Linked DNA regions of Homo sapiens: all the other regions are linked to region 2. The links are chromatin contacts, found by Hi-C or POLR2A ChIA-PET in ENCODE. All regions are on one chromosome and are shown on one strand. Each heading gives the region's core, a stretch centred on a gene start or an enhancer-like site at or near the end of the contact. The rest is flanking DNA. Distances are from core to core; before and after follow the strand shown. Region 1 holds the start of PRPF18 (pre-mRNA processing factor 18). Region 2 holds the start of NUDT5 (nudix hydrolase 5). Region 3 holds the start of SEPHS1 (selenophosphate synthetase 1).

The links. A loop is a pair of places that touch in the nucleus more often than their neighbours do. ChIA-PET counts read pairs that join two places held with the same protein, here RNA polymerase II (POLR2A). Pooled maps may share reads with other maps.
Region 1: a loop to region 2 is called in a map of CD8-positive, alpha-beta T cell, with 13 times the contacts of the local background. The contact joins the promoter of PRPF18 here to the promoter of NUDT5 in region 2. A Hi-C loop is called at or near these places in 4 of 168 maps with a recorded cell type or tissue (CD4-positive, alpha-beta T cell, CD8-positive, alpha-beta T cell and naive thymus-derived CD4-positive, alpha-beta T cell) and 11 of 50 pooled maps. POLR2A ChIA-PET finds 5 or more read pairs at or near these places in 1 of 52 experiments (T-cell).
Region 3: a map of OCI-LY7 shows a loop between it and region 2 (6-fold over the local background). The contact joins the promoter of SEPHS1 here to the promoter of NUDT5 in region 2. A Hi-C loop is called at or near these places in 3 of 168 maps with a recorded cell type or tissue (CD4-positive, alpha-beta T cell, CD8-positive, alpha-beta T cell and OCI-LY7), 2 of 37 single-sample maps with no recorded cell type and 15 of 50 pooled maps. POLR2A ChIA-PET finds 5 or more read pairs at or near these places in 1 of 52 experiments (WTC11).

The regions. Positions count from the first base shown.
Region 1 is chr10:13,583,965-13,588,219 of GRCh38, forward strand. PRPF18 (pre-mRNA processing factor 18) reads left to right here and starts at 3,001. Exons shown (of 10, transcript NM_003675.4): 1 at 3,001-3,188. The coding sequence starts at 3,123. RefSeq lists enhancers at 2,956-3,295, 3,471-4,066.
Region 2 is chr10:12,194,138-12,197,969 of GRCh38, forward strand. It overlaps NUDT5 (nudix hydrolase 5), which reads right to left and starts at 1,754. Exons shown (of 10, transcript NM_014142.4): 1 at 1,633-1,754. CDC123 (cell division cycle 123) reads left to right here and starts at 2,051. Exons shown (of 13, transcript NM_006023.3): 1 at 2,051-2,182. The coding sequence starts at 2,109. RefSeq lists an enhancer at 1,798-2,067.
Region 3 is chr10:13,346,333-13,350,570 of GRCh38, forward strand. It overlaps SEPHS1 (selenophosphate synthetase 1), which reads right to left and starts at 1,961. Exons shown (of 9, transcript NM_012247.5): 1 at 1,668-1,961. RefSeq lists silencers at 897-1,726, 1,857-2,076 and enhancers at 2,146-2,936, 2,937-3,728.

The sequences.
Region 1 (4,255 bases), core at 1,751-4,250, 1.4 Mb after region 2:
AAATTATAGCCACATATACACTATTAAATCTTACAAAATTTAACTTTTTAAGGTCTATTTCTTGATTCCCCAACTAACTGGCTATCTCTTTGTGGGCAGGGTCTATGTTTTGGTTTAGGTCACAGAAGCTAATGTAGTATAGAGCTCATATATAAGATATTTAAATATTAGATTGAATAACTATGGAAATTTAAAAAATTCTTTATCTAATTCTTTGCTTTCTTTTATACTCTTCAAAATTTATCATATACAATGTCTAAAATAGACATGCTAGAAAATTTATAAATAGTCTAAATAATAATTAAACAGAAAAAGACTGATACCTGAATTTTCCCCCCATATTATGAGATTTGTACCAAATTGTGGTAAAAAGCAGAAAATAAGAATCCCCAATTGTTCTACTGTCCAGATAAAAACTTGATATTTTGGTATGTTTCCTTCCAATCAATGTTTTATTACGTCTATATGTTTTTGTTAAGAAGCATATGTCTATGTTTTTGTTAAAAAGCAGAGACTATATGCTATAAAGTTTCATTATGCTACTTTTGGACCGAACATTGTATCATGAGCATTCCCATACCATTGAATTTTTAAAAACATGGTTTTTAATGATGCCATGTTATTTGGTTGTGTGTATAAACTATATTTTATTTAACTATTCCTCCATTTAGAACACTTGGGTTGTTTCCAATTTTTCATTTTTATCTCTCATTTATTTATTTTTGTTTTAGAGACAGTGTCTTACTCTGCCACTCAGGCTGGAGTGCAGTGGTGCGATCAATGCTCACTGCAGCCTTGAACTCCTGGGTTCAAGTGATCTTCCTGCCTTGGCTTCCCAAAGTGCTGGGATTACAAGTGTGAGCCTCTGTACCCAGTCCCAATATTTCACTTTTTAAATAATGATTGTGATGAAATGGGATGCATGTTTTTTTAAATGAATATGGTCTCTCTTAGGGTCACGGCGATTTGTTCTTTTAAGTGTTTCTTTTCTTTTCTTTTTTTTTTTTTTTTTTTTTTTTGAGACAGAGTCTTGCCCTGTCACCCAGGCTGGAGTGCAGTGGCGCGATCTTGGCTCACTGCAACCTCCGCCTCCCGGGTTAAAGCGATTCTCCTGCCTCAGCCTCCTGAATAGCTGGGACTACAGGTGTGTGCCACCAAGCCCGGCTATTTTTGTAGTAGAGACAGGGTTTCACCATGTTGGCCAGGCTGGTCTCAAACTCCTGACCTCAGCTGATCCGCCTGCCTTGGCCTCCCAAAGTGCTCGGATTGTAGGCGTGAGCCACTGTGCCCGGCCTCTTTTAAGTATTTCTAAAAGCTCCTGGATATCTTTTTTCCTTCCTTTTGAATGGAAAAGCTTGCTTGTCAGTTGCTTGTTCAAGTATTTCTCTCTATCACTCTTTGATCTCAGGCCTTAATCAGGATTCAGTGCACATGTTTACATAAACGTAGAAATCAATGAAAGTCTAAAATGTAAGGGGAGGCTGTTAACTGTAGCTAGTAACTTCTCTGGTTTACACTGACAGTTTCCCAGGTAGCCAGCCGTTGTGTTCTCTGTAAACTTCCATTGCTGTTACTGTCATCTGTCTTAACCCTTCAGGTTTTTTTTGTGTCTAACAATCCCTAATCCCTAAATCAGGAAAATGCTAATAAATTATTATTTGCTCATTGATTAGTGAGGGAAACCCATATTCATGCAAGAGTGTTGCCATATTTAGTTCAAGGACATTTTCCTGTGTTGGCTTATTTCTGGCAAAAGTCAGGTATATTTTATTTTATTTTGTTTTGTTTTTGAGACAAAGTCTTGCTCTATCACCCAGGCTGGACTGCAGTGGCATGATCCCGGCTCACTGCAACCTCCATCTCCCGGATTCAAGCAATTCTCCTGTCTCAGCCTCCTGAGTAGCTAGGACTATAGGCACCTGCCACCACGCCTGGCTAATTTTTGTATTTTTAGTAGAGACGGGATTTCACCATGCTGGCCAGGCTGGTCTTGAACTCCTGACCTCAGGTGATCTGTCCACCTCGGCCTCCCAAAGTTCTGGGATTACAGGGGTGAGCCACCCCGTCTGGCCTCAGATATCTTTTAGATGAAGTATCACCCCCCACAAAAGACTTTCTAAATTGAAATAATTCAATTGTTCATTTTTTTGTTTTGTAAAGCATTTTACCCATTATCAGCTGACTCAACAAAATGATATTTCTTACCTTTTTTGAGTAAGAAAAACGAAATGTCAAATATTGTTCAATTATGATTTCACAAAAACAATTTTTAAACGTGCTTCAATGACATGAAAAAAATAAGTCCACTGTAAACAAATGTTAGGGACTTAAAAAATCTCTGACATAATTTTTCTCTTCAATTTAACTTTTTTTCCCTTGGGTTGGATTTAAAAAAAAAAAAGGAATTTCTGATTACATCTCCAATCATGTCACTGAAAAATCTTGATTGCTGAACACATGACCAAAAAATGATTAGTTAGCTTGAGGTAAATGTTCAATTATCACCAAGATTGGTAAGCAATCTAAAACAGAGGGAGTGAAGATAAATTGACTTCCAAACTGCTTTAAATGGTTGTAGTCGTTTAAGTTCACAGGAAATTTAACAGGCTAGTAATGAACAGACAGCCCTTTCACTCTATTGTTACAAGTTAGTATTATTGTTTAGATTTTTCTCATCCTTTTGCAAATTTTGCAAGCAAGTAACTTCAGAAACCCTAATGTAAATTTCCAGTTAATAAAGATCTTGATTTAACTGGCATTATTGAGGTGTTCTTCGAGAGGCTTTTGGAACTCAACTAGCAGGTGCAGAGAGTACTACAAAGACCCGGGTTTCCGTCCACGTTCACGTAAACCTCCCTACGAGGGGAAACTACAGGCGCGCTGCCGGAGGGCGCCGCCAGTGGGCACTCACGCACAGCTGCTTTGGCCACCACAGGCGCCCCGGGCCACTCTCTTCCCTCATCTCTCTCATCCCAGCTTCCGCCGGAAGCGGCTCCTGTCAGTTGTTCTCAGGTGTTTGGGCTTGTTGTTCCGTATACTCAGTGGGTTCGCGGCCGCCGGCCCAGTGAGGCTGGGTTCGAGGAGCTGGAGCGGGAAACTGGAGCTTAAATTCTGGCGGCGAGATGGACATTCTGAAATCAGAGATCCTTCGGAAGCGGCAGCTGGTGGAGGACAGGAACCTGCTGGTGGTGAGGACCCTGCGGTCGTGGGGGTCGGGATGTAAGAGTGAGAGTATGTGTGTCGGGGTTTTGGGGTGAGGGTGACGATACTCAGAGGATTCGGGGCGGGGACGGGGCTTAGCGAGTGTCCTGCCACTACCCCTGGTAGGCCCCCTTAGATCCAACCCTTGGCGTCTCACTGTTGAGGCTGGAGAATAGGGTCTGAGAGCAGGGAACTTGAGTACAATTCGTGCTGACTTCCCAAAGCTGGATCAAAAGGAAAACACCTGGGTCTGGGGGCGGGAACCTGAGGCCAATTAACGCCCACGTCCAAAAGCCAAACCAAAAGAAAAATCCTCATCTTCCCACCACCGAGTAGCAAAGGCTTCAGGCTGCGGCTCTCCCCGCATCCCTGCCTTTCCACCACCTCTCAGATGGGAAGGGAACGTGCCCTGCATTGGCCGTGGGCCAATCACGGGCCATCCCTTCATCTGCATAGGGCGCCAGTTCACCTCAGTCTTTAGCCACAGACCGAACCCTTCATCCAGATACGGGGTAGCTGATAGGGACCTCAGAAGGAGTACCTAAAACCCGGAAAACTTTGTAACCGGGGCCTCGAGCCGCTTGCTCGGGCCCACTCACACCCTGTGGAGTGCTTTCTCGCGTTCATAAGTCCCTACTTTTGCTGCTTCATTCCTGTGTTTTGTTACTTTTTTTGTGCGTTTTGTCCAATTCTTTGTTCAAAACGCCAAGGACCCGGGCAACTTACACTCACGGCCTTCTTTCCGGTAACCACTTGGGAGCCTTAGGGATGCAGGTGTGGGAATTGCAGGAAAACCCGAGGCTTTGTTTGTTTTCCCCCGACTGACCCTGTTTCCCTCCAGTTTACCTAACTGCCCCCTATCCCCGCTCCTACCTGTTGGCATTCTGCGGACGTGCCCCAGTGCTCCTGAGAGTTCCCTTCTGTCGCCTTACGAAGGGTTTGTGCCCAACTGAAACATGGAGGAAGGGCCGCCGGGCGCGGTGGCTCACACCTGTAATCCCCACACTTTGGTGGGCAGATCACCTGAGGTCAGGAGTTCGAGACCAGCCTGGCA
Region 2 (3,832 bases), core at 504-3,003:
GTGCTGGGATCACAGGCATGAGGCACCGCGCCCGGCCTATGCTCAAATGTTTCTTGGGCTGTTAAAGTACTGCTCCTCGCAGAAGGGCTATGTTCCCGGGATCTATTCTCTTCCGTACATTCATTCCTATCTTCATTAGAAAACATCTGACCTAAATAAATCCCCCATCGATGCTAACATCTCCTTCCGCGCAATTTTTTACTTTCTAAGTCAAATCAAAACAATTATTTGAGCGACTGCTCCTGTCTGCCATTAAGTCTTTCTGGCACCACCCTCCAGACATATATACAATATTGCTTCTTTCCCTCAAATCAGAAAGGACTGCATAGTTCCGGATCAAGGCATAAATGATGAATCATGACTGTCCATCCCCACCAACATACTCTGCAACATTATAATCTATTTACCTCTGCTTTGAAAATGTATTCTTTAAAGCACTGCTTCCAACTAGCCACTTAGCCAGTAACATTTTTGAGAAAAACAAAACACAACCCAAAACAATGTATATATTCCTGGGGGGAAGAGTTTCTAACTCAAAATACGCAGATAATTGTTTATTATTCTAAGGAACACCCTTCTGAAGAGGCCTGCAGTCGGTGGGGCTGTTTCTAATTTAAAACTACTTAGGTGAACCAGGAAGAATGTACATTTAAGGAGATACTTTTAGACGCAGATGCCTCGCGCAAGCCTAAAGCTCGTGTGGTAAGCGACACGACTAGGGGTTAAAAGCGGCTGGTTGGTAGGCCCGGGGCCGTGGCTCACGCCTTGTAAACCCAGCACTTTGGGAGGCTGAGGCGGGCAGATCACCTAAGGTTAGGAGTTCGAGACCAGCCTGGCAAATATGGTGAAACGCCGTCTCTACTAAAAACACAAAAATTAGCCGGCGTAGTGGCGCGCGCGCGCTCTCAGCTACTCGAGAAGCTAAGGCAGGAGAATCACTTAAACCCAGGAGGCGGAGGTTGCAGTGAGCCAAGATTGCGCCACTGCACTCCAATCTGGGCACAGAGTGAGACTCCGTCTCAAATAAATAAATAAAAGCAGCTAGTTACTTCTCATTCTTTTAACGAAACAAACAAAACTGAACTTTGCTGGGTGACAGGAGTGAAGCAAAGGAAAAAACGATAGTACAAGTTCGATTCGAATTCTTCCAGTCTTATGATTCGATCATCGCAGGAATACTGATAAAAATCTGCGTTTTTTCCAGGTTGACAACTTTTGCGAGGCCAGACTAAACGAATTCAGCGCTCCAAGGAGACTCCTCTTTCCTCTGCTTTCTCACATTTACCTCTCGCCTTTTACCTCCCAAAGTCGAACCCTCCAGGATCGTACAGGCGGTATTCCCTCTACCAAGCATTCTACTCCTCTGCAGATGCTGCAATCTTTACACTGGAACTAACACTTAGCTGTGGTGTTCCCCGCTTTCTTTACTCGGAGTAGCCCAGGCTCTTCCTCTCCAATCCACAATTTCCCTCCAATCCCCAGTTTCCCTCTTGGGCGCCTGGACGCGTGCCCAGCCGCAGCCTGGGAGACACCGCGCGGCTGCACGCACCATGCAGATGTGGTCCCTTTCCCCTTCTTCTTCTCCTCCCCAAAGAGGTTTTGTGCTGTGACTGGCTTGCCCCGGTTACTTACTCCAAGGTGTAGGGGTGAAGAACGGAAGAGGACGAAATAACTAGCTGGAGGCAGCAGTGTCAGCCGATGCCGGTGCCACGGCTCGAAACACCGGCGCCTCTCGCGGTGCTAAAAGGATGGGCGCGCACCCTCCTTCCGGCATCCGTAGAACCCCCGCCTTTGACCTAGCTTCAGGAGATTACTTTCCGGGTCAGCGTGCGTTTAGGGCGAAGACGGAGTTGTAAACTTCTTAAAATTCCTCTCTCGACACTTCGGTAATTCCTCTTTCGAGACTAAAGCTCTTTTTGTATGCGTGTGTGTCAAGCGTATGCCCCGGGATTCTCCTCCGCTTCCTTTTCTCGGTCTTCCTTCTTGCTTTAGGGACCGGAAGAGTCCTTGAACCAAAATAGCTCGGCGGGCACTTCCGGGGCCGGCGCCCAGAGTTCCGGGAGGGTGCAGGCAGGAGAGGGAAAGGCAGCAGCGGCGGCAGCTGGAGGATGAAGAAGGAGCATGTGCTTCACTGCCAGTTCTCCGCGTGGTACCCGTTCTTCCGAGGCGTTACCATCAAGAGGTGAGATGGGAGGGGGTTCGCCCGGTCGACCGGCAAAAGGGAACTGCGACTTCTGAGCGAATCTTACTGCTATCCAAAAAAATGCAGGCCTTCTAGCGACTGCATGGGAGGGAGTGTGTCGAGAGGGAAGTACATCAGCAATTGTCTGCGTCCTGTTGCGAGCCAGCGAGTGTGCTGGCTAGGAGGGTCAGTTGTGGTTTTCAGTGAGGGTCGGAGGCGGGAGGAATAGTGGATTAACCTAGTTTAGGCTTGGGAGTTCACCACCACTACTTTTAGAATGGCCCCAGGCGCAAGGTGATCACTGCCTAAGTGCACTCGGAGAATTAATTGCTTTTCGCCATCACCCCAGAGGATGGAGATTGGGAAGGTGAAAGGATACGTAATTACAGTTAGATACGAGAACAAGTTCACAGATATGTCGTACAGCATGGAGGCTATAGTTAATGACGATATACGTATTCTTGAAAAACGGAGAGTGGATGTTAGTGTTCTCACCACAAAAATAACTATGTTAGGCAATGCATTTGTTAGCTAAATTTATTCCACAGTGTATATATACTTAAAAACATCAGGTAGGCGGCAAGTATTAATATATACAATTTCATCTCTCAGTTTTTTTAAAGGCGTTGATAGAAAATCTGGGCTTTGCACTTAACTGATTTTCTGAGCCAACATTTCAGTAATTGCTGATTCATTATATGATGGTTTCATTCAATAAAGATCGGATATGTACTTGAAAATGTGTAACTGGCTTAGAATGGTTAAAATGTATAAGAAAAGTTTCAAGTTCTTAAATAGTATTGGAATGTGTGGTAGAACCTTAGATTCATTGTACTTAACAATTTCGCTTGTTAGCTTTGTAAGAGTAAAATACTTAGGAAGGCTTATTTGTAATCAGCAAATAGACATATTAAGAAAGAAAATTGAGTGGTTTATGAATAGAATTTAAAATTTTAAAGAGACTTTTAAGTTGCAAAGTTTCGCTTGAAATTGTTTAAAATTTAGTAGATTTTCAAACGTAATAAGATTTGTTAGAAGAAATTAAAAGCCTGAAGAACTAGATTTTTTTTTTTTGAGACAGAGTTTTGTTCTGTCGCCCAAGCTGGAGTGCAGTGGCAGCGATCTTGGCTCACTGCAAGCTTCCCTTCCCGAGTTCACGCCATTCTCCTGCCTCAGCTTCCTGAGTAGCTGGGACTACAGGCGCCCGCCACCACCCCCGGCTAATTTTTTGTATTTTTAGTAGAGGCGGGGTTTTCACCGTGTTAGCCAGGATGGTCTCGATTGCCTGACCTCGTGATCCGCCCGCCTCGGCCTCCCAAAGTGCTGGGATTACAGGTGTGAGCCACCGCGCCCGGCCAGAACTAGATTTTTGAATGTGAAATTGTACCTTTGATAAATCAAATATTTATTTTTAAAACCGAAGTTTTTGCTCTGTCGCCCAAGCTGGAGTGCAGTGGCAGTGATCTTTTATTTATTTAAAAATAAATAAAAATACTTATTTTTAAAACCGAAGTAGCCCATGAATACTCTTTTTTGTGCAAAAAAACCATTTGTAATGTGCCAAAAAAAACTTCTTCCATAAATAAATGAGACATGTTATAAGTCATTGATGTTCTGTTAACTTCGGGAAAGCAGGCTGTAATCTTTTCC
Region 3 (4,238 bases), core at 711-3,210, 1.2 Mb after region 2:
AAAATTTATGATTAAGAACATAATTCCCATTTATAGAGTTTTCCATCCCTTGGGACGCACATCGCTCATATAAATCTCACGAAGCCCGAGTTTGGGCAGTAATCCAAACCGTCTTCACAAAAACACGGTTTGGGATGAGCAATGATTTCGGTGGGAAACGTAACAACTGAGCAGGAGTCAGCCTTCGAACACGATTCCAAGAAGTCTCCCTGCCCAAAAAGAGCAGGCGCTGGCCGCAAGTGACAAGAGACGAGAATTTTGAAGCCATCTTAGAGTTATGGGAAAGTTTGAATACCACTTTGACTTGGAAGGCGTTTTCAACAAAAACAACAAAGTCCTTTCCTCAAAAAACACCTCGCATTTAACACAGCCTCACCCCTACCAGGAAAAAAAAAAGAAAAAGAAAAAATCCAACTCACGAGGCATCCAGTTATTTTCCTACCTCCTATCTATTCCTCTCCTGGCTCCCAAAAAGGTGGGGAGGGGAATTGTGTGGCTATCACTTCCTTTTAAATTACTATCTTCTCAAGAGTTTTAAGGGTGGAAAAAAGTTTAAAACACCTTGTATCAGGAAGGCGCTCAGATTTAAAATTCCAAATGGTACTAAGGACACAAATCAGCCTCACATCCTAATGAAAAAAGTACTAGATTCTTACATTTTTGGAGGGCATGGGAAGGGGGAGGGGGTTCTGGGGGAAATGTGCAGTGATTAGGGAACCAGGGGGATCCATTTGCATTAATAAGGGACGGTGCCCGGCGACCCCGCAGCCACATGTTTACGCCTTTAAAACAATGGCATGAATATTTAAAGCAACGTTTAGCCCTTTCCTTCCCGGGCACATTTCCATGGTTTGGTTTTTTTTTTTCTTCCAACGAGCGTGGGGAGCCGGGGAGCCGGTCAGCGGGGTGGGCCCGGCGCGCTGCCCCGCCAACCCCGGACCTACCTCCCCGCCGGCCCCGCACAATGGGGCGCGCTCTCCAGGACGCCCGCGTCGGAGGCGGCCGGGGAGGGGAGCAAGGAACCCGGGGACACCTTCGGGCTCAGGCTCAGGCTCAGGCCCTCGCCGCCGCCTCGGAAGGCCCAGCAGGCCCGGGCTGCGGGCCGGCGGCGGGGCGGAGGCGGCAGCTCGGGGCCCCGGCCGGGCCATCCCTGTTCGGGCCGGCGGGAGGCGGCGGGAGCCGGCGGGCACCGCGCGTGCGGCCCAGGAGCCGGGGAGGACGCCGGGACGCACCCGCCCCGGGTCGACAGGGCCCGCGCGGAGAAAAGGGGAGGCGGGGAGGCCCCGGAGGCACCCCGCGACCCCAGGCCGGCCGCTCCCGCCGCGCGCACGGGCCGCCGCCGCCGCCGCGCAAAAATGTCGGCGGGCGAAAAAATTAACCCCTGCGTGGCCGCCGCCGCCCTCCCCTCCGCTCCTCCCCGCCCTCCCTCCCTCCTTCCCCGGCCCCGCGCGGCGGCGGCGGCGGCGCGGGCGGCGCTTCTTTTTTAAAGCGGCCCCACCAAGCCCGGCGCTGCCCCTCTCCAGGCAGGGCTGGCGGGGCCGGCGGCGCGCGGCTCCCCGGCGGTCCCGGGCGGCCCGGAGGGGGATTTGCAACGGCCGCCGCGGGCCTGCGGACCCAGATTCCCCTTTAAGCCTGCGCCTCCCCCCCGCGCCGGGCCCGCCGCTTACCGGCTCGCTTTGCGCCCTCCGCCTCCTCCCGAAAACGGGCCGCGGGCCGCTCCCACAATGCACCGGGCGCGGCCGGGCTCCCTTAAGCGTCGCCTGAATAAAAATGCCGCGCCCGGCGGCGGCGGCGGCGGCGGGGGCCCGGGCCCGCGCCTGGGCGCCGCGGGGGCTCGCCTGCCTCGGCGCGGCCCTGCGGGAGCCGGGCCGCCGCGCTCCCGCCGGCTGGGCGCGCGGGGGTCCTTTAAGGCCGGCCACCTCCCTTTAAGAGGCGGCCCTGGCTGCTGGGTGGCGGCGTGCGGCCCGGGAAGGGGGCGGGGGCGCCGTGCAGCCCCGAGCGCGGCAATGATTGGTCTCGGGGGAGGGGTGGGGGGTTGCAAACCCGAGGAGCGGTGGCATCCGTTGCATGATGCAAAAAAGGATTGATTTCAAAAGTTGCGAGTTGCATTGGCAGCCGCCCTTGGCGCCCGGGCCACCTTTTTCCCGGGCCCCGCTGCAAGGGCCGGGAACGTTTCCGCCACCTGGCCGGGCTCGACCGCGCGGCGCTCTGCGGGGCGCTGTCCCCGCTCCCCGAGTGCGCAGCGGAGCGTCCTGGAAGACAATGACCATGGGAACAATTTGCACAGGAGGCTAGGAGCCCAGGAAAAGCCGCCTGGGCGCCAGGCAGAGGTTTTTTGAAAACACAAACGGCGCGTTAGATGCTTGGGGACTCCCAGCATCTGTCCTTCCTATTGTTTAGCTCGGCTCCGGAGTTCACGGGAGCCTCGTGAAATGTGGAGACGTCCTGCAAAGTTTCTTGAACACTTCATGTGCGTGGTAGGAAGTCGAGGAAAAAGGTTTACGGTTCCCCGCTGGTTGCATTGTTTGTCCTGCACATGTTCGAGCGAACATGGCAGCCGCAACCCTGGATGTGTTCGAATTGACATCGAGGGGGGAGCTTCACGTCGTGAAATAACTTTTTTCTGGGCTTTCGAGATTCTAAAGCATTGCTGATGAAAATAAACCAAATACTTTCAGATATCGTTTAGGGCTTCTCTCTAAAACAGCAGTGTGCAGGAATGCCGATCGAACTTTTCTAGGCAGTAGGTCAGCATTTTCCAAATGTTATTTGGGAGCAGAAATGTTTTGGGTCACTGGACCGTGCTTTACGTGGCACGGCAGGTTGGCACGCTACGCAGATGCCCTTTTCGTTAACATTTCCGCTTGCCAGTTGCTCCGGGTTTTAATCCTGGGCTGGATGCAGAAGTGATGCCACCTCGAAGACAGGCTGCTCCTGTCTTTGTGTACTTTCTTCATACCCTGTAGTAAGTTTGCAAAGAACGTGTTAGTCTGCATTCTTTTATTTTATATTTATTTATTTATTTATTTTGAGACGGAGTCCCACTCTGTCGCCAGGCTGGAGTGCAGTGGCGCGATCTCGGCTCACTGCAACCTCCGCCTCCTGGGTTCAGGTGATTCTCCTGCCTCAGCCTCCCCAGTAGCTGGGATTACAGGCGCCTGCCACTGGAGGATGGCTTCTCCCAGAGGGGAAGACAGGGTCACGGTTCTCATTAAGAGGGTATTGTACTAGTCAAGCCCGGAGATGTACTTGAACTGAAAGCAAGGGGAATGCAGCCCAGGGAAGGGATTTGGTGTGATTTAGCACGTAGGAAGGAGAGGAAGAAGGATAAGATGACCCCCAGGTTTCCAGTTTGCGGGGGTGGGGGGTGGGGGAGGGAATGAGGAGCGATGCTAATAATTTATCTAAGAACTGCTGAAAGGCAAACAAGTTTCGGGGTGAGTTCAGCTTTGGAAATGTTAAATCTGAGGTCTGCCGGATGGTGTGGGGGTGGGGCTCAGAGTTGCAAATCTCAGGTCTGCCGGATATTCCAGACCAAAGTTAATAGGGAAACAGGTCCGGAATTTGGTGTGGGGATGGGGCTCAGAGATGCAAATCTGGGTGCCATCAGCATGTAAATGGTGTTCGAAGCCTCCGTAAGAGGTGAGATTAACCCCGAAGGGAGAGCTCAGGAAAAAAGTGAAAGAGACCTTGGACAGAGCTCTGCAGAACTTGGAAATCAAGTGGCTGGGCGGGACAGAGGCCGATCCCCGCTGCGTCGGTGGGAGGCCACCATCCTCAGAACCGACTCTTCCTCCCCGCCTCCACCCACCACGAGCTCACCGGGAAGCAGTTCTCTGCCGCAGAGGCCGTAAGCCACAGATGCCTTACTTCATCCAGGGCCACACTACAGCCTTGGCCCAGATCATCTGGCAGAGTCATGCATCCTTTTCTTTGCCGGTGATGAGAGCTTCTTCCTTGGGTACTGCTTTGAGCTAGTCCTACGCTCCCCCGCAACTCCCGGGCTCACCAGAACCCCATTCTAGGGAGCCATCCCCGCTGGATTCTCAGGCTCTGCTGGTTCCGTCCAAGAGATGGTTCTCCTGGGTTGCATTGTCTGGTTGGGGCTTATTAAAAATACCAGTTTACCGCTGAGCAGGGTAGCTCAGGGTGCCTGTAACCCCAGGGCTTTGGGAGGCCAAGACAGGAGGATCACTTGAGGCCAGGAGGTTGAGACCAGCCTGGGCAACATAATGAAA